Linked DNA regions of Homo sapiens: region 2 is linked to region 1. The links are chromatin loops, found by intact Hi-C in ENCODE. Cell type or tissue: endothelial cell of umbilical vein. All regions are shown on one strand. Links, peaks and the distances in the headings refer to the core of each region. The heading gives the core; the rest is flanking DNA. Region 1 has its middle 50 kb from the start of LINC00658. Region 2 has its middle 33 kb from the start of PROKR2.

Region 1 (16,386 bases), core at 6,223-11,222:
ATTTTTAGCCTGGCCATGTGGCAGAGAAAGAAAATATCTTTTTTTGAGAGAGGAATTCAAGCTGGCAGCAACCACTTACTAGAGGAAATACTTGCATAACTAAAAGGGAGCCAAGTGCTAATATCCAAGAAAACTAGAAAGATCTCAAAGGCATTTCAGAGACCTAAGAGGCAGCCCCTCCTATCACAGACCCAGAAGCCAAGGAGAGAAGAATTGTTTAGTGAGTCAGGCCTGGGGCCCCACTTTTCTGCACAGCCCCAGGACACTGCTCCTCACTTTCCAGCCACTCCAGCTCCAGCTCCAGCTGTGGATCAAAGGAGCCCAGGCAGAGCTCAAGCTGCCACTTTGGAGAATGCAAACCATAAGCCTTGGCAGCTTCCATGTGGTGTTAAGCCTGTGGGTGAGCAGAGTGCAAGAGTGAATGCTTGGCAGCCTCCACCTATTTTCAGAGGTTGTGAGAAATCCTGGGTGCCCAGGGAGACGCCTGCTGTGGACCTCCCACAGAGAACCTCTACTAGGACAGTGTGGAGTGGAAATGTGGGATTGGAGCCCACACACAGAGTCCCCACTGGGGCACTGCCTAGAGGAGCTGTGAAAACGGGATTCCACTAGGCAGTGCCCCAGTGGGCTCTCTACTCCACTGCCCTCTAGTGGGGACTAGCTCTACTGCTGTCCAGACTCCGGAATGGTAGATCCACTGGCAACTTGTACTCTGCACCTAGAAAAGCTTCAGGCACTCAAAAACCTGTGAGAACACCTGTGGGGGCTGAAGCCTGCAAAGCTACAGAGGCAGAGCTGCCCAAGACCCTGGGAGCCCACCTTTTGCACCAGTGTGCCTTAGATGTGGGATATGCAGTCAAAGGAGATTATTTTGAAGTTTTAATATTTAATGACTGCACTGCTGGGCCTTGAACTTTCATGGGGCCTGTAGCCCGTTTCTTTTGACTAACTTCTCTCTTTTGGAAATGAGCATGTTTACCCAATACCTATACCCCCTTTGTATCTTGGGAGTAACTAACTTTTTTATCTTACAGGATCGTAGGTGAAAAGGACTTGCCTTGTCTCAGATGAGACTTCGGGCTTTGGAGTTAATGCTGGAACAAGTTAAGACTTTAGAGGACTGTTGGGAAGCATGATTGTATTCTTTGATGTGAGAAGGACATGAAATTTGGAAAGGGCCTGGGGCAGAATGGTATAGTTTTGATATTTGTCCCCACCCAAATCTCATGTTGAATTGCAATCTCCAAAGGTGGAGCTGGGGCCTGGTGGGAGGTCTTTGGGTCATGGGGGCTTGGTGCTGTCTTCATGATAGTGAGGAAGCTCTCATGAGATTTGGCCATTTAAAAGTGCATGGTACCCACCAACTCAACCACCGCTTTCTCTCTTGCTTGCTCCTCTGGCCATGTGACATGCCTGCTCTCTCTTCACCTTCTGCCAGAATTGTAAGCTTCCTGAGGCCACCCTAGAAGCCAAGCAGATGCTAGCAGCATGCTTCTTCTGCAGAGCTATGATCCAATTAAAACTTTTTCCTTTATAAATTACCCAGTCTCAGGTATTTCTTTATAGCAATACAAGAATTGTCTAATACAATGTCATTTATATAGGTTTTTTTTTTTTATCACTTTGTCTCAAGTATGAAACTGAAAAGCATCAATGTCTGAGCCACCTTGCATGTCTCCAGGACATCTCAGAATTTCTAGTAAAGGGTGCTCAATGAATAGCCACTAAAGAGAATTATTTCTGAAAAAGATTAAGAAGGTTTCACAGAAGAAATTATGCCTAAACAGTGTTTTGAAAGAGTGGATTTCAGAGAAAGACATAACAGTTTGGATAAAAGCCCAGAGGCATGAAAGTATAACATGGTTGAGAAACTATAAGTACTTTGAGCTATAAGTCCTTGGCCAGAAGTTCCAAGTAGCTTGTGGGGGGCTGGTGGGGGGGGGGTGGGAATGGATGGTCCCTAGAGGCCTTCAAGGGTAATAGCATCTAAGTGAATTAAGCCCAAATCCTCAGTTTTGGCAACACCTCAGAATTAATCCCAGACAGGCTGACTTGCACTAACAAAGCTAATTTAATATGAAGGGATAAAATCAGAATGCCAGTTTCTTAATTAACAAGGAGAAATAAACATGTCAGGCAGAAAAGAATGCTTGTGTCAACACAACCAGTACATTCTCTCTCTGTACATGGATTTACATATGAAACCAATTTATGAACAGAATAATGCTGAGAGAGGATAAGATTTGAAACAAGGGAGTTGGGATTTGAATGCTTAATGATATCAAGCCCCGATCAGGGTCCCAGCAGGAAACAGATGGCACACTCAAATTGGATAACTATGGGGACAGTTCAGTACACTATTACTACCACTAGGTCAGAAGAAGTGAGGGAAAGAGTGGCAACTGGAAATCAGAGAAAGAGAGCTGTAGGAGAAACCATAGTGAAGAAGCTGCGGCCTTAAGTCAGGACAGCCAGCATGGAATGGAGCAGGAGGTATCAATAGTCCAAACTGACTCTCATCTCCCCCTTTTATCTCCTGCTGTGTTTTCCATTAACTAAAGCCAATGCAAAGCCACATGGCAAGGGAACCCATGGATGCAGTTTATTCGTGCCAGCCTCCCAAGACCAGAGAAGGAATGGAGGGGCCAATTGAGAACAGCTAGCACATTACATTGATCTAACAGAGTTGCATTTGGGGCAAACCTCCCTGAGCAATGCTCACATGGACATTGCCAGTTCTTCCTTGTTGCAAACTCACGTTCTTCCCAGCTACTGATGGCTCTCCCCTTTGTGAACAACACATATTCTTCACAAACTTCTTTAAACAGGAACATGATCTTTTCTCTGCCTGGACTTGGTTTGGCTCACACAGACAGGCTTTTTTCACTTTTCCTGTTTCTGGCCCTGGAACTATTTTATCTCTAAGGAGCTTTTCATATATATCGTTCTCATCCATTTTGGGTTGCTATTTATAGTTTAACTGGCAGAGTTAAACTCTACCTGTTGCCCACTTTAATGACCTTGAATTAAGTTCTGTATGCATCAGGGGTGGAAGTTGATAATTGCAGACACTGAGTAGCAAGACATCTGAGAGAAAATAGTTAGGGAAATTGTTGCAGTGGCAATGAGAATGGAGAGGAGAAATTGGTTTTAAAAGCTATTTAGGAAGTAGGGATGCCAAGACTTAGGGAATATAAGAGGAAGAAAAGGGCGTCTGAAAGAAAATGAATTTCATTTGAGACTGCAAAGTTTGAGGGGCCTGAAGATCACTTAGGAAAAGACCCACCCCTCTCCCAGTAGCTGTTTTTGTTCATGGTTCAGGCTATCCAGTGTTTCTAGAAAGTTAACCTTTCAGCACCACAGCTGAGGACAGCTCCAGTCAGGACTCTCATCAAGTAAACCAGTGACATTAAGGGTGCTGGACAACTCTTTGGAGGATCATATCTATACCCTTGGGGTACACTAAGAAGCATAATTGTTCAACTATATTCTTTCCTTGATTTTTTTTTCTTTGCTGGCACAAGTTAACTTGTTCCCTCACCTTAGGGCTTACTTGGGGGATTATACATACAGCTCATCACTCTGCAAAATTATCATGGATGTAAACTAGGTAAATATGCAAACTAGACTGTACTATAAGCTGGAAGATTACAATTTCCACATAATGAATAACTGTGTAATTCTCACTGGGCAGGCTCCAAGAAAGAATAAGAAATGGTCTTCATCCTCGTGGAGCTTACAATCTAGTTGGATGCACAAGAAAATCACACACTAAAATGATAATTATATAGAATAGCATTGGCATTCTGAGGAGAGAGAGAGAGACCAATGTTGGGGAAGGCTTGAAAGAGGAAGTTTGTAGGACACATAAACTTTGGTTATGCTGGAAAGGGAGGGAAAGGCCCTCTAAATGAGGGGAAGAGTCTGGGCAAAGGCATGGAAATAGGGATGCTCCATGCGTTGGAGACATAGGAAGGTGGGGCATGTCAGTGAATATGCATCTATAATAACATCATAGAGGAGATGCTGTAGAAACCGTAGTAATAAAAATGTGAGGCTGTCCATGGCCTTTGGCTCATCTCACTCTAAATCGTAATCAGGGTATCTCCCCTGCCAGGTAATTATCTCACCTTAAATTGGACTCGGAGGAAAAAAAAAGCAAGGCTAGTACAATACAGGCTGAAGACAAGGGTTTTGAGGTTACCTTATTCACTGTTAAAAGCATTGTGAGGGCCTGCTACAAACAAGAATCCATGTATACCAAGATGGATGTCATTGAGTGCTTTCATATTTCTTTTATCCATTTGATTGTTAAAATACCTTTGTAAGGTGGACAGAAGGGAGAAGATTGTGTGTAAGTGTCCAGAGAAGAAAGCTGAGCACAGAGTTCAGACGGCTTCATTAAGGCCAGGTGGTTATTGAGGAAGAAAGTCAATACCATCATCCGAGTCTCTTTCTCCTTGGGGTGCAATTGGCGCCAACTTTCTCAAGCAACCCTGAGCCTGCCTAGAGAGTGATGGATGACCAAGAGAATGAGAAATGAGAAATGGTATCTACTGAACACTAATACATCATATATTTAGGAAGCACCTACTGTCCTAGGTGTTGTCCTCATTCCACTGTGAATGAGGGGCCATGGTCCTGGTTTTATACAGTTCACTTTAGACTTTAGTGACTCTGTCCTGACTGTTAATCCATACAGTGATAGATCCTTGCAAAGACTTCCCTACATAGTGGGGGCACTGGAATGTGGGACAGTCACACAAGCTTATGGCCACCACTTTCCTGTTTTGCTCATTGCAATAAGCCAATTTGATGAGACCTGAAGGGAAGTCATCTCATATCCTACACTCTAATTGACTTGACCCACAATGTAGGTGTCTATATAGACTGGTTCCCAAACTGAACTAATGAAATGTTTAAAGAAGGCTGGACATATGAGATTCCCTCTTTTTAGGTCTACAGTCATTTGGTGAGTATGCAGCAGGTATAATTGATCCCTCAATATTCTCCATGCCTTTGTAACTCAGTCTTATTTCCCAGTCCTTCCTTTTTAGTTACTTAACATATTCACCCAAGAGTATTCAGGGACAGCAAAGGGAAAGAAGACATATTATCCATTCCAGCACAATGCACAGGCAGACGTGTTAACCATGTTACTTCTTGAAACGACTCTTAGTTGAGGAAGTGTTAAGGCAGAAGTCATCCCTAATATTTCCTGTTTAACGCATGACCTATATCTTGTTTCAATAGTAAATAAGTCTTTGTTAATAACAGTGAAAGAGTTGTGAGCATACATGGACTTGTCTGAAATTACAGAATTTAAAAATTAGCAATCTGAAGTCTAATCCACCACTTCAAGTTTAAAAGATTCTTCTTATTGACTTTGCCTTTATAATGTGTAGTCAGAGACAACATAAAGATACATCCTCATTTCTCAGTATATTTTTCTACATACATATGCATCCTTGAATATGTTGTATTATATACATAAGTGTCTCACTAAATTGAATCTGTAAACTTCCTAGGTCTAATGTTTTTCTTAAACATTTTTTTTTACTATGGATATGATTATAACAAACTGTCGTGTAGAAACATAGAATCCTAGGACTAGAAAAGATCTTAAATTTCATCCTCAACTTCTAATAGACATTCTAAGGTAATATTTTTAAAAATCATTTTAATAGCCCCTCTGATTTTTAACATACTTTTATCTTCCGTGGATGTGAAGACAGCAAAGTGCATTTACAGTATCTCTAATTCCTGGTCTTTGGACTGCTGTTCCCTCGCCAATCCGTGTGACCCCATACACACGAGGGATTTTTTTTTTTCATAAACATTTTCAAGAGTTTCAAGGCTCTTTTACGAAAGTCCAGGTAGGTTGCATTATCTGAGTTTCTCTAGCAACCCAGTTATTAGAATTCAATTAAAAATGAAAGTATAGGAGCAGTGGCTCAGGTAACCCATTGTTCTTAGTTGTTATTTATGGTTTATTATGACTCAGAGCAGTGGACTGCAACTCAAAGAGAGGGAGCACTTGTAGAATAAAGTCATAAACTATAGGCTTTCTGCCTAAAAATTCTATATTGCCTGTATATTCAGTGCAGTGAATCATCATGAAAATGAGTCACATGAATAGATCAACTAGTAATCACTGGAATTTTTCCTTTAACCAGCAAGGAATTATTTGGCCCTCAAGCTGGAAAATGCGGAAGAAGAAAATGATTAGAGCACTGGTTTTCAACCTTGGCTGTGCACTTGATTCATCTGGCGAGGTTTCAAAATCCTTAGTGTTCAGGCTGCACAGCAGACCCATTCATTAATCAGAATCTCTGGGAGTAGGAGCAAGTATCAGTATTTTCTAAAGCTTCCCGAGATATTCTAAATGTGCAGCCAGATTTTAAAACTACTGTCATCAAAAAACTACTGATGCCTGGGTGCCATCACAAACACTGAGTTGCAAAAGGTTTAGGGTACAGCCTGAGCACCAGGATTCCTATAGGTTCCCTAAGTGGTTTCAGTTGTGTGGCCAGGTTGGGAGCCAATTGTTTAGAGATGAGAGAGCAATGCCATGGCTGCATAAAATGAAAAGACATTCTATACATGGTGAGACCACCTTCTTGCCCATCTTCTTCTCCACCCTCTCTCCCCAGCCAGGGGAAAAATATACATTAGGAAGGAGTGGTTTGTCAGAAAGCTTTACCATACCAAGGTATTGAGGGAGAACTTTGTAACATAATTAGGGATGTGGGTAATGAAATCCATCATTTAGATCTGCTGAGGGTTTCCAACAAGCAACTACCTCTAGCAACGTGAGCTATATGTGAGTTTTAGGTTCTTGAAAAAGGGGGAAAGATTTCTCTCTGGAGTGGAAATGCCACATATCCATCAGCCTTTCCTTTCCGCTTAGAGACTTTGAGTTCATTTACCTGGCAGAAATCAGTTGCCTCTAATTCATATCAGAGGCCACCAGAAGCTGCAAAATTGGTAAGATCTAAGAAACTTAGTGTTTTTTGTTTTTTTTTTTTCTGGAAGGGGAAGAATATGAATAAGAGGGAAAGGCAAAAGAGAGAGGAAGTCGCACACAAAAAATTTTCCATTCCTGTTGGACACCTGTGGAGAGAGAGGCCATGTGTGTCATCAATTTGGTGACATATAAATATTCAAGTCGATTCCAAACTGTGTTACTCACAGGAGAGTCACAGCCAGAGAACACCCAAAAAGGTGACATTTGGGGCAAGGCTTTGGGCTTTTTTCACCTTTGATCAGAAGCAAAGCTGTAGAGATGTATAGAGCATTGGAAAACTTTTAAGCCAGTACTTAGATGTCAGAAAGTGTCACGGATTTCACAATGCGGGGAAGAAAACCTGAAAAATAAAATCATCTTCATTACATTCATCATGCTTCTTCCTCAACCTACATGGTCTCCCAAGCGATTCTAAATGTACAGCCAAATTTAATCTTGTAATACCCCCAAATTCCTATTTTAAAGCATAAAACAGAAGTTTGATCCTTGTGTGTAAACACTGCATTCTTATTTGTGTTCTCTTTGAGAGAGCATGTGGCCCAGCAGGAGGCCTCTTCTCCCTGCCTGCCCAGACAGCTGGTTTGGCCTTGGACCCAGGCAGCATTCTTGGCGAGCAGATATTTTGTGGTCTCGGTTGCTGGAATGATGAGATGGTCATGGGGGCAAAGAAGATGGAGAGAGGAGGCTGTTGTAGGAAAGTTGCACTATTACTGATTTTAAATTATACTCTTATCCGAAGATTTCTCCGTTGGCTCTTTGGTTCAAAACCAGTGGTCAGGACGGTAGCTTAAGACACTCCACCTTTCAATAATCGCCATTCTAAATGGTGTGAGATGGTATCTCATGGTGGTTTTGATTTACATTTCTCTAATGACCAATGATGATAAGCCTTTTCATACATTTGTTGGCCACATAAATGTCTTCTTCTGAGAAGTATCTGTTCATATCCTTTGCCCACTTTTTGATGGGGTTATTTGTTTTTTTTCTCGTAAATTTGTTTAAGTTCCTTGTAGATTCTGGATATTAGCCCTTTGTCAGATGAATAGATGGCAAAAATTTTCTCCCGTTCTCTAGGTTGCCTGTTCACTCTGATGATAGTTTCTTTTGTTGTGCAGAAAGCTCTTTAGTTTAATTAGATCCCATTTGTCTATTTTGCCTTTTGTTGCCGTTGCTTTTGATGTTTTAGTCATGAAGTCTTTGCCCATGCCTATGTCCCAAATTGTATTGCCTAGGTTTTCTTCTAGGGTTTGTATGGTTTTAGGTCTTATATTTAAGTCTTTAATCCACCTTGAGTTGATTTTTGTATAAGGTGTAAGGAATAGGTCCAGCTTCAGTTTTCTGCATATGGCTAGCCAGTTTTCCCAACACCATTCATTAAACAGGGAATCCTTTCCCCATTGCTTGTTTTTGTCAGGTTTGTCAAAGATCAGATGGTTGTAGATGTGTGGCATTATTTCTGAGGCCTCTATTCTTTTCCATTGGTCTATATATCTGTTTTGGTACCAGTACCATGCTATTTTGGTTACTGTAGCCTTCTAGTACAGTTTGAAATCAGGTAGTGTGATGCCTCCAGCTTTCTTCTTTTTGCTTAGGATTGTCTTGGCTATATGGGCTCTTTATTGGTTCCATATGAAATTTAAAGTAGTTTTTTCTAATTCTGTGAAGAAAGTCAATAGTAGCTTGATGGGGATAGCATTAAATCTATAAATTACTTTGGGCAGTATGGCCATTTTCACGATATTGATTCTTCCTATCCATGAGCATGGAATGTTTTTTCATTTGTTTGTGTCCTCTCTTATTTCCTTGAGCAGTGGTTTGCAGTTCTCCTTGAAGAGGTCCTTCATATCCCTTGTAAGTTGTATTCCTAGGTATTTTATTATCTTTGTAGCAATTGTGAATGGGAGTTCACTCATGATTTGGCTCTGTGTTTGTGTATTATTGCTGTATAGGAAAGCTTGTGATTTTTGCACATTGATTTTGTATCCTGAGACTTTGCTGAAGTTGCTTATCAGCTTAAGGAGATTTTGGGCTGAGATGATGAGGTTTTCTAAATATACATCATGTCATGCACAAAAAGTAAGGCAACAACAGATGCTGGAGAGGATATGGAGAAATAGGAACGCTTTTACACTGTTGATGGGAGTGTAAATTAGTTCAACCATTGTGGAAGACAGTGTGGCAATTCCTCAAGGATCTAGAACCAGAAATACCATTTGACCCAGCAATACCATTACTGGGTATATACCCAAAGGATTATAAATCATTCTACTATAAAGACACATGCAATGTATGTTTATTGTGGCACTATTCACAATAGCAAAGACTTGGAACCAACCCAAATGCCCATCAATGATAGACTGGATTAAAAAAATGTGGCATATGTACACCATGGAATACTATGCAGCCGTAAAAAAGGATGAGTTCATATCCTTTGCAGGGACATCGATAAAGCTGGAAACCATCATTCTCAGCAAACTAGCACAGGAACTGAAAACCAAACATCGCATGTTCTCACTCATAAGTGGGAACTGAACAATGAGAACACATGGACACAGGGAGAGGAACATCACACACTGGGGCCTGTCGGGAGGTGGGGGGTTAGGGGAGGGATAGCATTAGGAGAAATACCTAATGTCGGTGACAGATTGATGGGTGCAGCAAACCACCATGGCACGTGTCTACCTATGTAACAAAACTGAACATTCTGCACACGTATCCCAGAACTTAAAGTATTTTAAAAAATGTATAACAAAAAAAAGAAAGACACTCTACCTATTCTGACAGGTCTCTCCTCATCTGCTCACTCCAGTATTACTCATTAAACAGCATGAATTGTGGGGCTTCACTTCCCCTTTTGATTACCTTATTATCTGCCTTCAAAGCTAAGCCCTAATTAATGAATTCCCAGATGGGAGACTAAGCCCAGCCATTGCCAGCAAGTCCATCCCTCGGGGAATCCTTTACTTCCCATCAGAAAGGAGCAGACATTTGGCTGCTGTCCAGCCTAGGGCTTCACAATTCCAGCTTGATAAAGCCTTGGAGGGTTTCTTTCTCTCTGGGAATCCACTTCCTTAATCACCAACACTTCAGAGCTAATTACACTGATTTAATGCACCTGGCTTTCTCTTGCACTTAAACCCTCAATGGGAGAGGAAATACTCTGACCAATCAGCATTTATTGGAAAGCCATGAAACCAATGAGGCATAATCAGTTCCAGGGCTTGTGCTGGGTCAGTCGGAGCAGGAGTCACTTAAGCCCCGAGGAGAGCTTTCTACCCTCCTATTGTTAAAGGACTGCAAGCCATACTGAGAGTCTCAGTGCCAGGACATCTGTGGGCTCAGACTGCTTCCTAGTGGCTTCATATATGTGGGCCTGCTTTCCTCAGTTAACAATTGATTGAAATCTGGTGTTGTTACTGTGGGAGACCTTAGAGAGTAGTGACTGAGAGAATGAACTCTGGAGCCAGACATGCTTGGGTTTAAAATCTGCCCACAAGACTGTCTACATGTAGGCATTTGGGTGAGGTAATTTCTCTAAACTTCAGTTTTTCAGCCACCAAATGGGGGTACTACTGCCTAGCCCATACAGCATCTTAACTTCAGCTTTCCATGAGAACCACCTGGCTCTTACTACCAGGGATACTGACACGATTAGTGTGGGCTGCATCTGAGGATTAGAAGGCTTTAAATCCCCCCAAGCGCAGTCAAGGTTGAGAAACACTGTTGTGTGGGTTTATGTGAGGTAGTGCATATAAACTTGCTGCTCAAAGTGGGGTCGGTAGACTTGCATCATCGTCATTAACCAAGAACGTACTGATAGAAATGTAGACTCTCATACCCCATCCAGATATGCTGAATCAGAATATGCATTTTAGGCCAGGTATGGTAGCTCACGCTTGTAATCCCAGCACTTTGGGAGGCCGAGGTGGGAGGATCGCTTTAGCCAAGGAGATCAAGACCAGCCTGGGCAAGGTGGCAAGATCTTGTCTCTACAAAAAAAAAAAAAATTAAAAAATTAGTCAGGTGTGGTGGCACATACCTGTCGTCCCAGCTACTTGAGAAGCTGAGGTGAGAGTATTGTTTGAGCCCAGAAATTCAAGGCAGCAATGAGCTATGGTTGCACCACTGTACTCCAGCCTGGGCAACAAAACAAGATTCCATCTCTAAAAAGTAAAAAAGACTATGCATTTTAACAATGTGCCCAGGCGATGGGTGTGCATATCACAGTTTGAGAAGCATGGATAGAAAGCACCTAGCATTAGCCTAGCACACAGTAGGAGCTCATCAGGGGAGGTGGTGGTTTTGTAACTATCACTGGCGTTAAATGTAACCAGGCACTGGATAGAGGACCTGCTTGGGAAAAGCTTTGAACAGGAGCCTGCTAATTACTGGCTGAATGGACTTAGCCTTTCTGAGATTTGTTTTTCCCTCAACTATGCAGAGGGAAGAGGGAAGAATAGAAATGGCCAACACTTCTCCGTTTTTGAGAGGATGGATTGTGTTAATGAAAAGGAACTTGCTCATAAATTGTCAAACTGTAGTGTAGGACCAAAGCTGAACGGGACAGTTTCGTAGTCTTCCCCACTCCCTGAGCCCACCAAAAAGAACCCTGAAATCACCTGATTTCCCCTCCCTTCTCCTAGGGAAGAGGCGTTCTTGCTGGGAGAGAGGCAAGGTTATTCTGCATAGTGAAGGAATGGAAAGAGAACACAAGAGAGGGAGTTAAAATGGTATTGAGACTACAGGAAATTCTCCCAAACAGTGACCATGTAAAGAAAAGTGAGTAGGAAAAGAAAGATTTGTGTCAGTGTGGTGGATTTAAATCTCTTCCACACAGATTGTCTCTCTCTTGTTTTTTGTTTGTTTTGTTTTTGTTGTTGTTGTTGTTTGTTTGTTTTTTGAGACAGGGTCTCACTCTGTTGCCAAAGCTGGAGTGCACTGATGCAATCACAGCCCACTACATCCTGGACCTCCCAGGCTCAAACAGTCCTCCCACCTGTCTCCTGAGTAACTGGGACTACAGGCAAGCACCTGCATGCCCAGCTAATTTTTGTAGATTTTTAGAGATGGGGTTTTGCTATGTTACCCAGACTGGTCTTGAATTCCTGGGCTCAAATCGTCCTCCTGTCTTGGCCTCCCAAAGTGCTGGGATTACAGGAATGAGCCACCGCACCCAGCCTTGTGTCTCTTTCTTAAAATTACTTTTGTTACTACATTTAATTTTTGGAATGGGACGTTGTTCAGAGATTTTATTATGAGTTGCGTGGTTGCAAGGCATTAGTACACTTATATCCGTCAGTGTTCACCCACCAAAGACTGTCAGGAACACTTCTGTAGTCGAAGATAAAGTTAGGTTTACTGACCTTGCTGTGAAAAGGGGGGACGCACAGCAGGGAAATCACTGGGCACCTTGGGAGAAGGGACTTGGGAGTGATTTATTACAGCATTTGGGCATGTGCTGGGAATGTCTATAAGGAGAGTTTAAGAGAGCAGCAGGGTCCTGCTCAGGATCCAGCTCCATCAGGGAGGAGGGGCAAGCTCATAATTAGATATCTCAATAATTTTTATCTAGATGGTAGGCAGATTAAAGTGGGACTAGAGTTGTCATTGGTAAAGAAACAATAATTACTCAATGTTAGCCAGAAAAAAGAGATGTTTAGGAAAGTGGGGGGTTGTAGAGGGTTTGTTTTGGATGTGGTGAGAGAGTTGCCTGATGACTGCCGACATTCTGGGAGCACGGCTTTTCACAGCCTTGCTGCCAGCTGTCAACTGCAGGGCCTGTTTTATCTTCCTGAGGTCATCGTGGACATTGGTGTTCATCAGAGTGGATTAATTCTGGTCCTGGTTCATGCTCTTTCCAGGCTGAGTTCACTCATCAAAACAAAATTGTTTCCTGGATTATAAATGCAATCTAATCAGCTTTTCTTGTTTAACTTGATATGACTGCATTTTCTCAGTCCTGATGGGAAACATTTTAGGGAAAGGTTTTTCTCAAGGTGTGCAGAAACATCATTGCAATTTATTTCAATAACTTTCTCTCTCTATGCAACTATCTATTATAGAAGATTGTATGATAGGCCTTTTATAGCTCTTCATTGGGGTCAATTTGGTATACTGTGTTTTTCTAAGAAATGTATTCACTTTGTTAAGATTTTCAAATGTATTTGCTTAGAGTTGTACAAAGTAGTCGCTAATGATTTCTTAAAATTTCCTCTCTTTTGATGGTTTTTTCCCCTTGACATTTCTAATTTTGTGTTTTCTCCAATTTTTGCAAATTGGGCTAGCTATCAATTTGTCTATTTTATTTTTTCAAAAAAGTAGGTTTTTAAAATTAATAGTTTCTTTCACCTTTATTAATTTCTTCCCTCTGCTCTTTCTGTTTTGTTGTTATTTTCTTGGTTTTTAAACTTAGCTATTTATTTTATTTTTTATTTTATTGATATAGCTATATAATTTTTTCATCTGTTTACTACTTATTATTTTCAAGAAGTTCTGCAGTTTCACTTAGTATTTCTTCTTTGACCCAAGAATTTATTTAATAGTGGGTTTTTTTAAGTTTCCAACTGGGATATTATGTTTTCTAATTTTGTAATTAATTTATATCATTTGTAATCAGAATGCAATCCTTTAGAATTCATTGAAGTTTTCTTTGTGGCATGAGATACAGTCTTTATAAATGTTCCATATACAATGAAAAAAATGTTTCCTTTTTTTTCCATTATTGCAGTTAAGAGTTAGACATTTATAAGATCTACGTAATTATTGTGTTGCATAGATCATATATATTTACTGATTTTTCACCCATATGATCTGTTTGGAATTGAGCAAAGTATGTTACAGTTTTCTACTGTTAGTGTATTTTTTTCTTCTCCATATATTTCTTCTAATTTTTGCTTTATGAAGGTTAAGGTGTTACTTCGCATAACAATATTAACAATATATATTGTTAAAGTTAATATATTAATAAATTAATATATCTTTGTAGACTTTAGCCTTATAAGGTGTCTTTTTTTGTCTTTCTAAAAAACACCTTTTACTCTTAACTTCACCTTGTCAGATATCAACATTGAGACTCCCGCTATCTTTTTATTTGCATATGCCTGATGTATCTTTGTCCATTCCTTTATTTTTAACCTTTTGTATCTTTTTGGTTTTGATTTGTCTTGTATACAACATATTGTCAATTTGCTTTGTTACTCCATCTGAAAATAATTTGTGATTACATTTATTGATATGATCAATGTTTGATCTCAATTCTTTTTTATTGATACATACTATTTGTACATATTTCTGCGGTACATGTGGTATTTTCTTACATGGATAGAATGTGTAATGATCAAGTCAAGGTATTTAGGGTATCTGTCCCCTCAAGTATTTATCATTTCTCTGTGTTAGGAACATTTCAAGTCCTCTCTTCTAGCTATTTTGAAATACACAATATAGTATTGTTAACTATAGTCACCCTTCTTTGCTATTGAACATTAGAACTTATTTCCTCTATCTAACTGTATGTTTGTGCTCATTAACCAACATCTCTTCATCCTTCCTCCTCACTTCCCCTCCCCACCAGCACACACCCTTCCTAGCCTCTGGTATATATCATTCTACTCTGTACCTCCATGAAATCAACTTTTTTAGCTCTTAAATGAGTGAGAACACGCAATATTCGTCTTTCTGTGCCGGACTTATTTCACTTAACATAATGACCTCATTTCCATCCATGTTGCTGGAAATGACAAGATTTCATTCTTTTTTGTGGCTGAAGATTATTCCATTGTGTATATATACCACATTTTCATTGTCCACTCATCTATTGATGAACACTTAGGTTGATGTCACATCTTGGCTATTGTAAGTACTACTGCAATAAACATGGGGGTGTAGGTATCCCTTTGATGTACCAATTTTTTTCCCTTGGATAAATACCAAGTAGTGGGATTGGTGAATTGTTTAATAGTTCTGTGTTTTGGTTTGTTTTTTTAGAAATCTCCATACCGTTCTCCATAGTGGTTGTACTAATTTACATACCTACCAACAGTGTATAAGAGTTTCCATTTCTCCACATCCTCACCAGCATCTGTTATTTTTTGTCTTTTTAACAATAGCCATTCTAACTGGGGTAAGATGATATCTCATTGTGGTTTTGATTTGCATTTCTTTGATAATTAGCGATAAGTATTTTTTCATATACCTTTTGGCCATTTGTGTCTTCTCTTTAGAAATGCCTATTCGTGTCCTTCACCTACTTTTTAATGAGATGCTGCTGATGATGATTGTTGTTGTTTTAGTGTTAAGTTCCTTGTATACTCTGGATATTAGTCTCTTGTCAGATGAAAAGTTTGCAAATATTTTATTCTATTCAATAGGTTGTCTCTTTACTCTGTTGATTGTTCTTTTGCTGTGTGGAAGCCTTTTAGTTTAATGTAGTCTAATTTGTCTATTTTTGTTTTTGTTGTCTATGCTTTTGAGGTCTTGGTCATATTTGCCTACACCAATGTCCTGAGTGTTTCCCCTATGTTTTCTTCTAGTAGTTTTGTAGTTTGGGCTCTTATGTTAGTCTTTAATTCATCTTGAGTCAATTTTTGTATATGGTGAGATACAGGAGTACAGTTTCATTCTTCTGCATATGGAAACCTAATTTTGCCAGCACCCATAACTAAAGAGGGTATCCTTTCCCCAATGCATGTTCTTAGCACCTTTGTTGAAAATCAGTTAGCTGTAAATATGCAGGCTTATTTCTGAGTCCTCTATTCTTTTCCATTGGTCTGTGTCTGTTTTTACATCAATACCATGCTGTTCTGGTTACTACAACATTTGCATATATTTTGAAGTTAGGTAGTGTGATGCCTAGAGCTTTATTCCTTTTGCTCAGGACTGCTTTGGCTATTTGGGCTCTTTTTTGCTTCAAAACAAATTTTAGGATTGTTTTTTCTATTTCAGTGAAAAATTGGTATTTTGATAGTGATTACATTGAACCTGCAGATTGCTTTGGGCTGTCATTTTTAACAATATTAATTCTTTCAATCCATAAGCATGAGACTTCTTTTGTTTGGGTCCTCTTCTATTTTTTCATCAATGTTTTATAGTTTTCCTTGTGGGGTCTTTTACCTCCTTTATGTATTCCTAGATATTTTATTTATTTATTTTTGTAGCTATTATAGATAGGATTGTTGCTCTCTTGATTTCTTTCTCAGCTAGTTTATCACTGGTGGATAGAAACACTACTGATTTTTGTATGTTGATTTTCTATCCTACAATCTTACTTTTTTTTTTTTTTTTTTTTGAGATGGAGTCTCACTCTGCCACCAAGCTGGAGTGCAGTAGCATGATCTCGGCTCACTGCAACCTCCGCCTCCCGG
Region 2 (16,386 bases), core at 5,456-10,455, 45 kb after region 1:
CAGAGCTAGAACAAGCCATAGAGGAAGTCTGTGAGTTTTTCTTTATTTGTCAGTTTCTAAAAGGAGAAACTGAGCATTGTGTAGGGGTAAGAGCCAGAAAAGGAGAACCTATTCATGGCACAACTCACCCACTTCCTAGTTTCAGCCCCAACTCTGTGAAATATAAGCTTTGCAATTAATGAGAGCAGTCCCCTTCAGAGGGCAATTTAGTCACTATCAGTGACCAATGTAGCAGTGATTGGCCACATCTCTAACCTAAGTTATTTATGTACAGACCCCCAAGCCTCACAAGAGACCCAGCCATCTCAACAATGCATGCAGCACCACCATTTTCCCTCCTTCCTCACCATTGCACTGGCAAGGACTGGAGGGATGCTCCTCTCAACTATTCTTAGGAAAAACTATAAACTTATAAATAGGATAAATTAAGAGAGCTGATGAGGGAGGAAGAGGAGTTCTAGCTTGTGAATCAGGAGACCTTGATTCTAGCCCTGCTAGCTCAATACCAGTTCTGAAACTGTAGGCAAGTCACAAGCTCCCTGAGCCTCAGCATTCTTCACTACAAAACAAAGGACTGGGCAGAAAATCTTAATGATCACTTCAATCTTGTGTGATTCTGTGAAACTCAAAATAACACTGAAGTCAAGCACAATGAAAAAAATTGTCTAAAAGGAAAGTAGACTTTTTTATTTTTATATTTTTTCTTTATTCTCAGCCCATTCTCCATAACAATTCAAAATAGGTTTTGAAGCACATCCCAAGTATTATGTATTATCATGCTGTTTCTCAAACCAGCAATCCACTTCCTATACACAATTAAAATAATAAAATTGGAGAACCACAAGGAATACCAAACTCAGTGTTTCTTTTTGATGACAAAGAAACACAGATGCGGAGAAATCATGAGCTAATTCTTGGTTGAGCCTAAGTCCTTTGACTCTGCCCCGTGCTCTTCGAACTAACCCAGCTGCCTTTATTAAACTGCATTTTCCAAATGGGCAAACAGGATGACAAAAATGTCACGTTTAAAGTTCTCTAGCTGTGTTCTGACATTTAATGAAAGGAAAGGATGATGTAAACTATGGTGTTTTTAGTCATTTGTGTGTGTGTGTCACCATGGTATTCCTGAATGCCAGAGAGTAGCATTAGCTTTGTAGCCTCCATAGCACTTCCTAGAAGAAGCCAAAGAAAATAACTTGCTGGTGGGTTTGTGGAGCCCTTCCCCAGGCCAGACTTGGAACCCACCAAAGGATTGGGGACATGTTCCCTCAAAGGTAGACTTAGAGTGAAAAGATTCACCTTGTCACCTTTTACTGGTAAAAGCTTTGGTGGGATGCTAAGGACTGTTTTAAAGAATTTTCCAGGGAAATTGGGGTGGTATACAGCCACTGGCCACATATATCAGTGAATTTCTCAGAGTGAAGGTAAGTGGTCTTATTGCAGGAAACACTGGTTTATGTCTAAAGCAATCAAGGAAAGAAATTTTGGCAGCTCACTCAGCAGAGCCATTTCTCATTGTATTAGTTTCCTATTGCTTCTGTAATAAATTACCAGACACTTACCAACTTAAAACAACATGCATTTACTCTCTTAGGGTTCTGGAGGTCAGAAATGCAAAATGATTCTTGCAAGGCTAAAATTAAGTTGTCTTCAGGGTTGTATTCCTTCTGGAATCTTCAGGGAAGGATTTGTTTCCTTACCTTTTCTAGATTCCAGAGGTTTCCTGCACTCCTTAGCCCATGGCCTCTTTCCCCATCTTCAAATTGCATCACTCCAATCTTGGGTTCCATCATCTACCTCCTTCTGACTTTTGACCCCCTCCCTCTTATAAGGACCCTTGTGATTACAGTGGGTCCACCTGGATTATGCAGGATAATATTCCCATATCAAAATCCTTAATTTAATCACACCAGCAGGTCTTTTTTGTAACCACACTTTTGCGTGGTTAACATTCACAGGCTCCAGGGATTAGGATGTAGACATCTTTGGGAGGAGGGTCGTTATTCTGTCTACTACACCCACTATACAGTCTCAGTCTTTAGAGGAAAGTGAAATATGCCACAGAAAGTCACTACAATTACTCATGTGCTTTGGAAAGTTACTCCCTCCTCTCTCAGGCTCCATTGACCCATCTGTACAATGGGCAGGTGGTAGAAGCTGCTTCTAAGGTCTCTTCTAGTTCCAGTACTCTATGGTTCTAGGCCTGTGCTCTCCAGGACAGTAGCCACCAGCCACATGTAGCTATTGAGCACCTGAAATGCAGCTAGTGCCACATGTTGAAATAATAATATTTGGGGCATATTGAATTAAATAAAGGATATTATTAAAGTTAATTTTACTATCTTGTTTTTACTTTTTAAATATAGCTACTAAAAAGTGTAAAGTGCATGTGTGACCCACTTTATATGTCCATTGAACAGCACTGTTGCAGACCACCTGACCCAACCTTTATGACAGGAGTTTGAACATCTCGCCCAAGGGTAACAAACACATCATGTAGGGCACAACTCCCCCTCCGCTTCTGTGGCAGACAACACTTATCAACCTTACTCTTCCCCGCGTATCTGGATATGGCCTTCGGAATCCTCCTCAACACAGTGCTGGGGATAGTCACTAGCAATTAACTGGAATTAACACTCATATTATTTAAGACTCATTTTGTTGCTCTAACAGAAAACCCAATCCAAGGAAAAAATTTGGCTCATGTTATAAGAATTCTGAGTGGATCTGGCTTCAGGCACACACAGACCAGGCTTGCCCTCCTTCACTGACATCTTCCATGTCAGCTTCATTCTCAAGTTTCACTTGAGGGTTCCTGGCTACTCCTGGACCCCACTCTTATGACACCAAATCCCTCAAAAGACAGTCTGTTTTCTCCATGGCTCAAACAAAAGTCCTGGGTTGGATCTGGTTGGCTGCCCTGCTTGACCTGATTTGGGTCACTCTTTGGTTGTAGAGGTGGGGGAAAGTGAACCAGTCACTGTGGCCGGGGTGATAGCATTTACCAGTCAAATTACCCTCTGGATTTGAAAGTGGAGTGAACTTTCCAGAAAACACATGGCCTGAGAGTGGGGAAGGGAAGCCCCAAACAAAAGTTTGTAAGTGCTGTTGTCACAGGAAGCGGTAGTGGATGTCCATGTTGAAATCTCATTGCTGCTTCCTTCACACTCAGAGGCCAGTTATTCATGAAATGGAGCATGATGTTGCTAGATAACTCTGTTAGAAAAATCTTCCTTATCTTGAACCAAAGTCCACAACCCTATAAAAATGGCACACTCACCTTTGTCTACACATAGAACAATGTGGAATATGTTTATGTCCCCTGAATGTTCCTCCAGTAATACATTCCACAGCTATTTACTGAATGTCTACTCTTGAGGGCTTAGGGATCCAGAGGCAGACAACAGATGAAGTTCCTGTTGTTGAAGAGGTTATACCCCAGAGGCAAGAGAGAGAAAATGAACAAGCAAGGACAAAAATAAGCAAGAAAACAAACCACTGTTGGCTGCATTCCCAATTTGTATATTCCTATATTGTACAGTCTTGATATAAGGGTGTTTCCCAGTGCTGGCCTCCTCTGCCTCCTTCTGCATAGACAGGGTCCAGTATGTACCCTTAGACAGTAGGATGCTTACTTGTCTAGGACTTGAGCAAGTACCACAAACATGGAGGGGATATTGGGAGACCTTGGTGGCATTTGTAGGAGGCATTTCCTGGGTCCTGACCATGCCTACACTTCCCTTACTTTCTACCCAATCTTCCACCCCAGTCTCTAATTTTAACCCCTACTTGTGCAAGCCCAAATTCCCTTTCAATTAATGTCACTTTGGTTTAAGACAGCCAGCAGTAGTTTCTGCTGGTTGAAGTAAAATTCCCTGACTGGTACAATAAAATTATTTCCTGTGTGAGTCACCTTTTCTCTAGACTATACTGTGTTAGTGTCGTCAGACTTTCCTTGAATGAGTTGTTTTCCAAATCACTCTCCATCTCACCCTCTGATCATTATATTGTGGAACTCACAAACAGCCCCCACACTTCTCCTCTTTGGTTGTAGGGGTGGGGAAAAGATATGAACACAGAATTTTAAATTAAAATTATTTTTTTAATTAAATTTAATTTTAATTTTTTAAATTTAATTAAATTTTAATTTAAAATTCTGTGTTCATATCTTCCCCCACCACTACAAAAGTAAGCAATTAACTTATTTGCTTATTGTATAAGCAATTAATTAATTTAATTTACATTTACATTTAAATTTTAAATTCTGTGTTTGTGTCTTCCCCCCCGCCCCACAACCGAAGAGGGGAAATGTGGGGGCCGTTTCTGAGTTATATCCACATTATAATGATCAGAGGGTGAGGTGGAGAATGATCTGGAAAACAACTGATTCAAAGAAAGGCTGAAGACACTAACAGTACAGTCTAGAGAAAAGGTGACTCACACAGGAAATATTTTATTTTTCTACTATTTGTTCTGGAACATATGCATTATGCAGGCAATAGGAAAGTGTTTATATTTTACTTTTTAAAAAATGTTATTTTAATCAATCTATACTCAGTGATTCTATCCTATTCTGATAGAAACATGGAAAAGTGGGGCTAAGCCTCTTTGAGGACAGCAACAGATTGTAAAATTTTCCTTGTATTTCTCTGATAAACCACTGCATAATAATTGTGTTTTGGCTATACTTGTCTCCTGAAATATGTTTAGTGTGGTTTGAAAAAGATTAGACACACAAAAAATTATTGGCTCACAGACCTAGGGTTGAGCAGTTCAGATCTTGAGGGATGAAGATGCAGAGGCCTCCTTGACAGTGACACTGTGTCTCTGGAATACAAGCTTTGCACATCATACTTTATTTTCTGGGACATTGTCCCCAGCCCAGCATGTCCCCTGCTAAAGCCACCTCCTCCTGCCATTCCTGGCTTAGCTGGATCTTTCTCTGTAGCTTCAGTACCCTGCTACATACCTCTCAACGCCATGCATTTCCCCTTCAAGATGATTCAGTATCTGTCCTTGTTCATCACCATGAGAGTAGAGAGAGTGTTGATCACAGCCAAATCCCCAACATCTAGCTATGTGCCTGGCAAGTGGCAGGCTCTCAAAACCTAGTGCACTGAGTTGAATTGGTAGAGAAAGATGTAAAGAAGAAAATCCACAGATTTTTCCAGAACATATGCATTATGCAAGCAATAGGTATGTCTTTATATTTTACTTTTTAAAAAATTATATTTTAGGCTGGGCGCAGTGGCTCACACCTGATATCTCAGCACTTTGGGAGGCCGAGGCGGGCGGATCACGAGGTCAGGACATCGAGACCATCCTGGCTAACACGGTGAAACCCCGTCTCTACTAAAAATACAAAAAAAAAAATTAGCTGGGCCTGGTGGTGGGCGCCTGTAGTCCCAGCTACTCGGGAGGCTGAGGCAGGAGAATGGCGTGAACCCGGGAGGCGGAGCTTGCAGTGAGCCGAGATCGCGCCTCTGCACTCCAGCCTGGGCGACAGAGCAAGACTCCGTCTCAAATAATAATAATAATAATAATAATAAAATGATATTTTAATCAAACTCTACTCGATATGATTTGGCTCTGTGTCCTCACCCAAATCTCATCTTGAATTGTACTCCCATAATTCCCACGTGTTATGGGAGGGACCTGATGAGACATAATTTGAATCATGGGGGCAGTTTCCTCCATACTGTTCTCGTGGTAGTGAATAAGTCTCATGAGATCTGACGGTTTTATCAGGGGTTTCCACCTTTGCATCTTCCTCATTTTTCTCTTGCTGCCCCCATGTAAAAGTGCCTTTCACCTCCCGCCATGATTCTGAGGCCTCCACAGCCATGTGGAACTATAAGTCCAATTAAACCTCTTTTTCTTCCTAGTCTCGGGTATGTCTTTATCAGCAGCATGAAAATGGACTAATACAATACTCCAGTCTGAATATGCTGTAGGAGAAACAGTGAAGGAGGCCAGATTGGAATGCTCAAGCTTTCCAGTGTGAGCCTACCTCGCTTTGGAAAACAGCTTGAGCTGCTTTAGGTCCTCAGGCTCCCATCACTTCCCGACCCTCTCCACGGAGACCAGCTCTCTGCTAGACTTTCACCTTGTCCCTGGAAAAAGCCCAGAACTCCAAGTTCACAGCCAAGCTTTTTCACTAACCCAGCATACAGCCTTCGGGAGGTCACTTTAGCCTCTGTGGGCTTCATTTCACTTACCGTCAAATAGGCAGATTGTACAAAAGGACCTTGAATATTCCTTTCACCCCAAAACCCAGGAATCTAATTAGGATAGAGTTGCAGTGGGATTTTCCCATTAAACCCCAATCTGTGTAATGAAAATAAGACCAGGCCCTGCAACTGTCAGAGGGGAGCATTATTCTTTCCTAAACTACCCTGTCAATTATAACAGCAGAGGGGCTGCACCATGCCATGTGGGGTTTGAATAAATGCGGATCATGTTGGGTTTTTCTGTTGTTGTTTCTCCTTTGTGTTACTTATCTAAAATTCAGGTTAAGCCAGGCATATGTAATAAGTATTTGTGCTTTCTGGAAAGCAGCTGTAATGATTTGTGAATGTCTTCGTTGTAAGTTCAAAGCATCTCCTAGAGGCTCATTTTACTCAATAAAATCACTTCCTCTAAAAGCTCTGCCCATGTATTTACCACCTTATGGAGAACAAATAATCACACAGACATTTTCTCTTTTATGAAATTCCAAACATGATTTAAGAGGGTCCTCTAGGGGAAAAAAATGGTGAAACCGGTATTTTTTTAAAAAACAATCTGGGGAAGTCATTCATTAATTAAAAACTAAATTACACTGACAAAACTTTACCCTAAAACACTACCAAGATGTATTTTAAAGCACTTCATAAACTCCTAATCATTTGCAACTGTTAGCACTCTGTTCCAAGTGAGGTTTTAGAAATTAATCCACACAACCACACGGGTCACTAACGTTCCTCATCTCATGCACTGAAAGCAAGAGATGGACCAAAACCTCAAATTATAGGCTGTAAAAAAAAAATGCTGTAGGAAAATCACATCAGGATTCAAACACTTTACGACACCCACCAATACTTTTAAAAATTTGTATGGAAGTATAATAGCATACAGACAGAAAAGTGCAAAAATGGTAAGCTTACAGCTTGATATGTTTTTTACAAAAAGAACACACCACTGTCATAAGCATTCACAGCAAGCAACAGAACACTACAAATGCCCGCTACACCCCCCATCTGTCTCCTTCCAGGAAGTACCCTCTCCTGTGTGACTTCTCAACAAGGTGATAGAGAAAGATTCTGAAGAAGCACATCTAAGGCCAGGCGCAGTGGTTCATGCCTGTAATCCCAACACTTTGGGAGGCTGAGGCAGGCAGATCACTTGAGGTCAGGAGTTCAAGACCAGCCTGGCCATCATAGTGAAAATCTGTCTCTACTGAAAATACAAAAAAAAAAAAAAAATAGCCGGGCACTGTGGCGTGTGCCTATAATCCCAGTTACTAGGGAGGCTGAGGCAGGAGAATCGTTTCAACGTGGGAGGTGGAGGTTGCAGTGAGCCGAGCCACTGCGTTCCAGCCTGGGCAACAGAAAGAGACTCCATCTCCAAAAAAAAAAAAAAAGAAAAAAGTACATCTAAGCTGAGAATGGCAGGGTGATTGGAAATCTAGACAGGGAAGAGCTGAGGGGACAGGGTGGAGAGGGGGAAATATCCCAGGGAGACGCAGCAACATGTGGAAAGCCTGACTTCTCAAAACATAGGTTATTTTTGCCTGTTTTTATATTTTATACAAATGAAATCATACAGCATGAACTCGTTTGTGTCTGGCTTCTTTCATTCAACATTGGGTCTGCAGCTGTAAATCATTCATCTCCCTTGCTATCTTCCAGTGTGTGAATGTACCACAATTTGTTTATCCATTCTGCTGTTGTGGGCATACGGGTCATTTTCAGTTTGGGATCATTACAAATAGAGCATCCCCACCAGTGTTATTACCAATAGATTAGAATGACATGCCCAGGTCCTTTGCCCAGTAGTTCTGAAGACGAGAGAATCAATAGCGTAAAAACAATAGAGAAGGGCAGCGGTTTTCAGATGTTAGTGGGCACCAGACCCATCTGCTGGGTTTGTTGCAGTACAGATTGCCGGGCCTCGAGAGAATCTGATTTGGCAGGTCTACAGTGGGGTCTGAGTATCTGCATTTCTAACAAGTTTCCCGGAGATGCTGAAGCTGCTTGTGCAGACACCACACTCTGAGAACCACTGAACCAGAGATACTTGCAAAGCTTTGCCTTGGTGGTACCAAGTATTACTGAAATCATACCAACTATGATGAATGGCACAGGTAGCGTCCAGCAATCCCTAACATCCAGACTCATTTTCAAAATCTCTCCAGCTTCACAGAGCTCTTACACAGAAAATTATTTCTGCCTTCCATCAGGGAAGATCATTCAGGCTGCAAGAAACAGAGACCCCCGTCTCCTTCAGGTTCCCTCAAGTGATTCAACTTGTATAAGGATAAACAGGAGTAAGGAAGCTCAGGAAATGACACTGGAGCTACTCAGCCAGGCCTTAGACAGTTGTGCTTGTCAAACTTAGTGAGCAAATGAATCATCTGGGGATCTGGAGTCAGGAAGTGGAAGGCGGGGCCTAATATTCTGCATTTCTAATGAGCTCCCAGGTGATGCTAATGCTGCCAGTCCACAGATCACACAGTGTAACAAGGTTGTAGAGAATGGAGTATCCTTCATCCCTGTTGCCGACACCGCAGCAGCACCGGGTCTCTGTTGGTCACCTTGAGAATCCTATAGCAACCCAAGAAGTCTTCCAGGCTCAGACTGAACACCTGCATTTCTGCTTTTCTCCGTAGCTCCTCCCCCACTTCCCCACCACTGACTTCTCTGCCCCAGACCTCGCTCTCACCCATGGCTTCTCCTCCTTTGGGCTTTTCCCCACTGCCTTCTCTCCATTTCTCTGCCCCTCAACTGTCTGCTAATATTGTGTGATACTTTACATTCTAATTTTCCAATAGAGAAGATCTGATTGAGTCACGTTGGGCAGAGTTATTGAACTGTAAAGGCGGGTCATACCTACCTTTGGGTTACGTGCCAATCACTGGCCTCATTAGGTGTAGCCTGGGAAAGGTGGGTCTGGGGTACAAGAATAATGACCTGTATCAATGGTTCACAGCCTTGGCTACACATTAGAATTACCCGAGGGCATTAAAAAATGCCCAGCCCAAGGCTGAAACCATGGAAATTTGATTTCTGTTCATCTAGGGTGGAGGCCCAGGCATTGGTATTTTCCAAGAGCTCCTCGAGTATTTCTAAGTAATAGCCAGTGTCACTGACCGTATTAGGTTCCAAAGGCTGCTGCAACAAAGTACCACCAACCGGGTGGCTTAAAACAACAGAAATTTCTTCTCATGGTTCTGGAGGCTAGAAGTCCAAAATCAAGGTGTTAGCAGGGTCATGCTCCCTCCAAAGCCACTGTAGGAGGAGACTTCCTTGCCTCGTCCAGCTACTGGTAGAACCAGGCATTCTTTGTTTGTGGCCATACAACTCCAATCTGTCTCTATCTTCACTTGGCCATCTGCCCTCTGTGTATGTGCCTGTGTCCAAATTTCTCTCTTCTTATAAGAACACAGTCATATTGGATTAGGGCCCACTCTGGTGATCTTATTTTAACTTGATTACACCTGCAAAGACCTTACTTCCAAGTAAGACCACATTCATGGGTACTGGAGGTTAGGACTTCAGCATATCTTTTAGGGGTACACACTTCAATCCACTGATCTTTATGTGGGAACCTCTCAGGAGGGGGCTATGGCTTAGGTGGTCATGTCAAGAGTGTTCTAAAGGGGACCGTGTAGGAGACCATCACCTTGCATGACCCTCCCACATGATTCCTTCCCACATTTCCTCTGACCTACCCCAAAAATTATGCTACCTTGGGAACTGGTAGTCTTAGTTTTCCTGCCCAATTTTGAGAGAGTCACTCATTCCACCCACAGTAACCTCAATGCTCAAGAAAACAAAACTCATAACCTTGGCATCCACATTTTGGAAGGTGGTTACTCCCACCACCCTAATTTATTCTCAGACCTATTTACAAAATTGCAAAGAGACAGCATTTTGCTATCGTATAATTAACATCACAGAGTCTGTAAGAAAATCACAACTCTTTGAAATACCAGAAAAAATAGATCAAGCCAAAACAAAATTGTTATGACCAGAAAAACCTGGCAGGTTTGTCGGGTTTGTTCCATAAATGATAGGACTTTACAGTTCGTGGGGGATTGCGTGCTCCCTCCACTAATATAAAAACATAAACATGGGCAAATTCTTCATGTCATTGACACTTCGATGTTGACATTCAAGGCATTTGTAAATTATCTGAGAGGTAAAAGAATGTTCAGATATTCTCTGAGGACTGCATGAATAATACTTCAAGTGTAAGTACAATTACTACTCCCCATTTTTAAGTTTCAGTGATGTAAGTAGTTCTCCAAAGCTGATTCCAAAAGTCTAAGAGTGATTTTGGTTTAGAGGTGGCTGGGCCACAAGAGTACCCAGTTGCCACAAAATTAGCATTTACAGGACAAAAAAGCAAGTTTTAGCTGTGGTTCTGGCCAAACAACACACTCTACATGTTCAGTGGTTACTAAGCAATCTGGTCCTGTGTATACCGCCCATCGCCTTTAGGGAGACCTTGTAACATTGTGGTCATCTGAGCACACCCGGGAGTAAGACAGACCCGTCTCAGCTTAGCGGTTCATGAGCTGTGTGTCCTCGGTCACATCACTCACTGCCTCTGAGCCTCGGTGTCCTCAGTTGGAAACTGAGAATCACACTGCCTCCCTCATAGCGCTCTTTTGAGTATGAATTTTAACAATGAAACAAAGTGCTTAGCAGTGGCTACCACAAAATAGACATCTAATAAATATTACTGCTCTTATGGACTGATAGACTGTGTCCCACCCCCAAAATTTATATGTTGAAATCCTAACTCCCAATGTGGTGGTATTAGGAGGTGGGGCCTTTGGGAGGTGATTATATCATAAGGATAGAACCCACATGAATGGGATTAGTGCCCTTATAAGAAAAGCTGCTTACAAGAAGAGACCCTGATAAAAAAGCACTTGCTTCCCCTCTCTCTGCTCTCCACTGAGGGAGGGCACAGAAAAAAGACAGCCATCTGCAAACCAGGAAGCAGGCCCTCAGCAGACACTCGACTTGCTGGCACCTTGATCTTGGGCTTCCCAGACAGCTGAACTCTAAGAAATAAATTTCTGTTGTTTAGGCCACCCAGTATATGGTATTCCATTATGGCAGCCTGAACTGACTAAGGCAGCTGTTAATCGGCTGTCATCATCACTGAGGTAGCAGTCTCCATTTGTTCACATAATCTATGTCTGTACATGGACAGTGTATCCAATTATCTGAGAAGGCCCCATGTTCCCCATTCTTTCTTCCTGAACCAGAGTTCTGTTTTTGCTCTCTGTGATGAATTTCTAACACTTTTTCATATATCAAAATCAAGCAACCAGTAGGCCATGAATTTCTTATGTCTTGTAATGTACTAGGACCTGTGAGAAGTACAAAGAAATGGAGGCCACCATCAGGGCCTCAAAGAGTTTACAATCTTGTATGATCAGAGCACGAAAGAGGGATGGGTATATCCAACTAAGGACCAAAAGAGATTACACAGAAAAGGAGTTATTTAAGTTGAACTTTGGAGGAGTTGGGGAAGGGTAGGTTTGGTGGGAAGGACATTCCAGACAGCGGAAACAGCATAGGTAAAAGCCCAGGTTATAGAAAACAGAAACAGCAGCCTTAAACCAAAGGAAGTAGAAAGGAAGATAATTCAAAAACAGGAAAAATAGTGCAAAAATATTATTAATATTTGAAGAGAGAACAGCTAAGGATTTCTCAGCATTGAATAGGGACTGAAATCCACAAATTAAAATATTCTCATAAGGATTCAGTAAAGTAAGTCTGGTTTTTTTAAAAAGGTTTACACATACATGTATCACGGTGAAACATCAAAACAAAAGAATATCTGAGTGGTGGATCACCTGGCTGGTGTGTCGATGAATGAAGGACTCAGCTAGCTGTGAGAATTAATGTAAATGGCAGGATATCTTGATCACCAACACTTTAAAGACACTTGCAGCCCTGGGCTTCTCCTAGGGATTTTTTTTAAAGGATAAAGATAGAAACCAAAAGTAATTACAGTGGAAACCAGAGAAGCTATAACGGATCAAGAATAAGACTGACTCAGGTGTGTCTTTAGCAACCTGGCTGTAAAAGACATGTGTGTAATAAACATATTCACAGAGCTAAAAAAAAACTTTGAATCAAAGTGAAATATTGTACAAATGGCTTCATTTTGACCATCTGACCCTTTGCCAACTCTCGATTTTTTTTCTTGACAGAGAATTCAACCAAAGAGTGGATATGAATCCATTCATGACTCCCTCTCAGGGTGAAACACTTGACTCTCCAGCTATCAAATGTGGTGTCTGGTTGACTTCATGTCTGACAAAGTGCTGAATGTGGTCTTCTGAGAGAATCCTCTAACTTCTGTCTCTGTGCCATCCAAAGATGCAGATTCACCCAAAAGAGCAGCCAAATATTGACTGCCATTCCCACTGTGTATTGTGAGTTGGAAATCTCTAATTTTAGAATGACCAAGAAAAGAAATTAATAGGATATGATGGCACAACTTCTCTATCTTTGAGCCTTGACCAGACTGCATAACACATCATCTCAGTGAGTGAAACAATTATTATTTTTTTTTAAAAAAAAAAAGCATCATGCCCTTGTTATATTAAGATTATATTGAGTCATTTCTTCTTAATTTACCTAAAATCACTGGTCCTCTGGAGTAATGGTATCTAATAAATGATCCACAAATGACAAAAACAAAAAACTACTGACTTAGGGAATGAAGTCTAAATTCCTTAAGGTACCAGGAGGTGAGATGTCCTCTTTGTATTAGCTTTCACTGCCATGCTCTGCCTCTTACCCAACTCTGCAGCCTCACCTATGGTTCCCAGGATGTGCCATGCTGTATTATAGTTCCATACCAGTGGTCACCAGCCTACTCATTCCCTTCCTTTCCCTTCCCTAGGCCACCAACTTATCATTCAAAACCAGTTAAGAGTCACCTCCTCTACCTAGTTTTGCTGACATGCAAAACCTGAGGGAAATGGATTCCCTCAGCTCAGGGCCACTTGTGTTCAGATCAAAATGGCAGGCAGTTACCATACATGCTTTCTGCTCGAAGGCAATGGTTACTTAGTCACATTTAGAGCATTCTTATACCTGTGTAAAAGATTTAAGCTTGGCTTGAGGAAACAGCTCCCACAAAGGTGTCTTCTCTGGGCACTTCCCCTACAGCAAGAATTTTAATACCCTGCTGTAGGTGGGGACAAGCTATTTTGTTTGACTGGCATTATACTGTGTTGATTAAAACAATGAGTGATTAAGAAAGAAAAAAATGTCATTATTTTGGCTCAGAATAATCAGCAGTGATTTGCTTGGTGATGAGTAAGTTCTATTACCATATGTTTATTGGGTAATTTTTAAACTCCCTTTATAATTGAAATTCTTCAGAAAAAAAAAGTATGTACACTTCCAAGCCCTTAACATACTTCTATTGAAATAATTATTTTCTAACACAATTTTTATAATCCAAGTCATCTTAGGAAACCAGCTCTCATGTTATGGCAGAAAAGATTAGGTGGGCAAGAATGTGGAGTGTTGCAGTCTGGGCCAGCAGAGAGGATGCAAAGATAGTACTCACTCTGAGGGCATAAATAAGGCCAGTGAATCTTTAAAACAATCTGCTTAAACTCCCAGAAACACTAGATGGTTATGAGCTTTATTTCTAGAAACTTCTAGTTCTCCACTGATGAGATGTGGAAAGGGGGGTAGATTTCATGACAACAATTTGGGTGATCACCATTTGGTACCCACCACAGTCAGGTTTCCCATCGTTTGTCTCCTGCTTAGAGGGTTGTAGCAAGGAATTTACTGCAAGTGAGTCCAACGAAGCTCACTTTTCACTAGTTCCTTAAATTGAACATGGAGCACTAGAGAGGACAGATAGCTCTGTTACCCTCTGGCCACATAAAAGAAGAGTGGGAGTTTCCCAAAGATAGATGGCAACGCTACTCAGAAGCCACATAAAGAGTTGGATGGTGGGTGCAAGAAGCCCCTAAAGTAGCAGCAGCCCAGCTTTGGAAATTCACCATGAGAGCCTAGTGGATAGGAAGAGGAATGATTCAGCATCAGGGGCCCAGAAGCCCAGCTGGGTCTGGCTTTGGAAGGCACCATAAGGAGGGAGGAAAAGTTTTTCCACTTTTTTTATTGTGGTAAAATACACACAACACAAAATTTATCTTAACCACTTTAAAGTGTCCAGTTTAGTGGTATTAAGTACATTCAAATTGTTTTCCATCACCACCATCTATGTCCAAAACACACTGCCTTGCAAAACTCAAACTCTATGCCCACTGAACAATAACTCTTCGTTTTCTCCTTCCCCCAGCTCCTGGAAACCACCATTTTACTTTCTGTCCCTAGGATTTTGACTGAGTACCTCATATAAGTGGACTCATACAGTATTTGTCTTTTTCTGACTGGCTTATTTGCCTGGCTTGATGTCTTTCTGGTTTATCCATGTTGTAGCATATGACAGAATGTCCTCCGTATTCAAAAATGAATAATATTCCATTATACATATCCACATTTTTGCTTACCCATTCATCTGTGGATGGGCACTTAGGTTGCTTCTTTGTTTTGGCTATAGTGAAAAATGTTGCTATGAACATGGGTGTACAAATGTCTCTTTAAGACCCTGCTTTCAGTTCTTTTGACTATATACCTAGAAGTGTAGTTGCCAGATCATATGGTCATTCTATTTTTAATTTCTCAAGGGACTGCCATACTATTTTCCACAGCAGCTATACCATTTTTGCATTCCCACCAGCAGTTGGCATAAGGGTTCCAATTTCTCCATATCCTCATCAACACTTGTGATTTTCTGGCCTTTTGATAATAGGTAGCTAATAGGTATCAGATGGTATCTCATTGTAATTTTGATTTGCATTTGCCTAGTGATCAGTGATATTGAACACCTTTTCATATGTTTGTTGGCCATTCGTACATCTTCTTTGGAGAAGTATCTATTCATGCCTTTTTAATTTAGTTGTTTTATTGTTGAGTTTCAGGAGTTCTGTACATATTCTGGGTATTAATACCTTATCAGACTTATGATTTGCAAATATTTTCTCCAATTCTGTGGGTTGCTTTTTTTACTCTGTTGATATTGTCTTTTGATACACAAAAGTTTTTAACTTTCATGAAGTCCAATTTGTCTATTTTTTCTTTTGTTGCCTGTGCCTTTTGTGTCACAACCAAGAAATCATTGCCAAATCCAATGTTATGAAGTGTTTGTCCTATGCTTTCTCCCAAAGGTTCTATAGTTTTGGGTCTTACATTTAGATCATGGATCCATTTTGAACTAATTTTTTATACAGTGTTAGGTAATGGAACAACTTTATTCTTTTGCATTTGAATATCCAATTTTCCCAGCACTATTTATTTTTCAGACTGCCTTGGCCAGGCATGGTGGCTCATGCCTGAAATCTCAGCAATTTGGGAGGCTGAGGCAGGAAGATCACTTAAGCCCAGGAGTTCAAGACCAGCCTGGGCAACATACTGAGACCCATCTCTACACACACACAGACACAAAAGCTGGGTATGTTGGCACATGCCTGTAGTCCAAGCTACTCGAGAGGCTGAGGTGGGAGAATAACTCGAGCCCAGGAGGTTGAGGCTGCAGTGAGCTGTGATTTTGCCACTGCACTCCAGCCTAGGCAACAGAGAGAGATCCTGTCTCAAAAAGAAAAACACAAAAACAAAAACAAAAGAACAGACTGTCTTCTCCCCCAGTGAATGGTAGGCATTCTTTTCAAAACTCGTTTGACCATATGTCTGAGGTTTATTTCTGAACTCTCTATGTCTGTATTTACGTCAATAGCACACTGTTTTGATTACTGTAGATTTATAGTAAGTTTTGAAATCAGGAAGTGTGAGTCCTCAAACTTTGCTCTTCTTTTTCAAGATTGTTTTAGCTATCCTGGATTCCTTGAGATTCCATATGAATTTTGGAATGGATTTTTCTATTTCTGCAAAAAAAAATTATTGGCAGTTTGACAGGTATTGCATTAAATCTCCAGACCACCTTGGGTAGTACTGACATCTGAACAATATTTTTCTCCAATCGATGAACATAGGACATCTTTCTAATTATTTATGTCTTCTTTAATTTCTTTCAGAAATGTTCTGTAGTTTTCATTGTACAAGTCTTAATTGT

What was found. Peaks named below come from ENCODE experiments on the same cell type or tissue, not always from the same donor. Only the 100,000 strongest peaks of a DNase experiment are listed, where the experiment ranks them.
Region 2: it touches region 1 in a loop (2.6-fold over the local background); 2 of 110 quality-filtered maps call a loop at or near these places.

Annotation. Positions count from the first base shown.
Region 1 is chr20:5,387,353-5,403,738 of GRCh38, reverse strand. No RefSeq gene overlaps it. Among named protein-coding and RNA genes, the nearest start is that of LINC00658, 50 kb to the left of the region's middle. RefSeq lists a silencer at 3,257-3,557 and an enhancer at 6,684-7,883. In endothelial cell of umbilical vein, for the core only: no CTCF peak of the experiment used is centred there; no DNase peak of the experiment used is centred there.
Region 2 is chr20:5,341,831-5,358,216 of GRCh38, reverse strand. It overlaps the pseudogene RNA5-8SP7. Among named protein-coding and RNA genes, the nearest start is that of PROKR2, 33 kb to the right of the region's middle. In endothelial cell of umbilical vein, for the core only: no CTCF peak of the experiment used is centred there; a DNase peak (open chromatin) is centred at 8,566.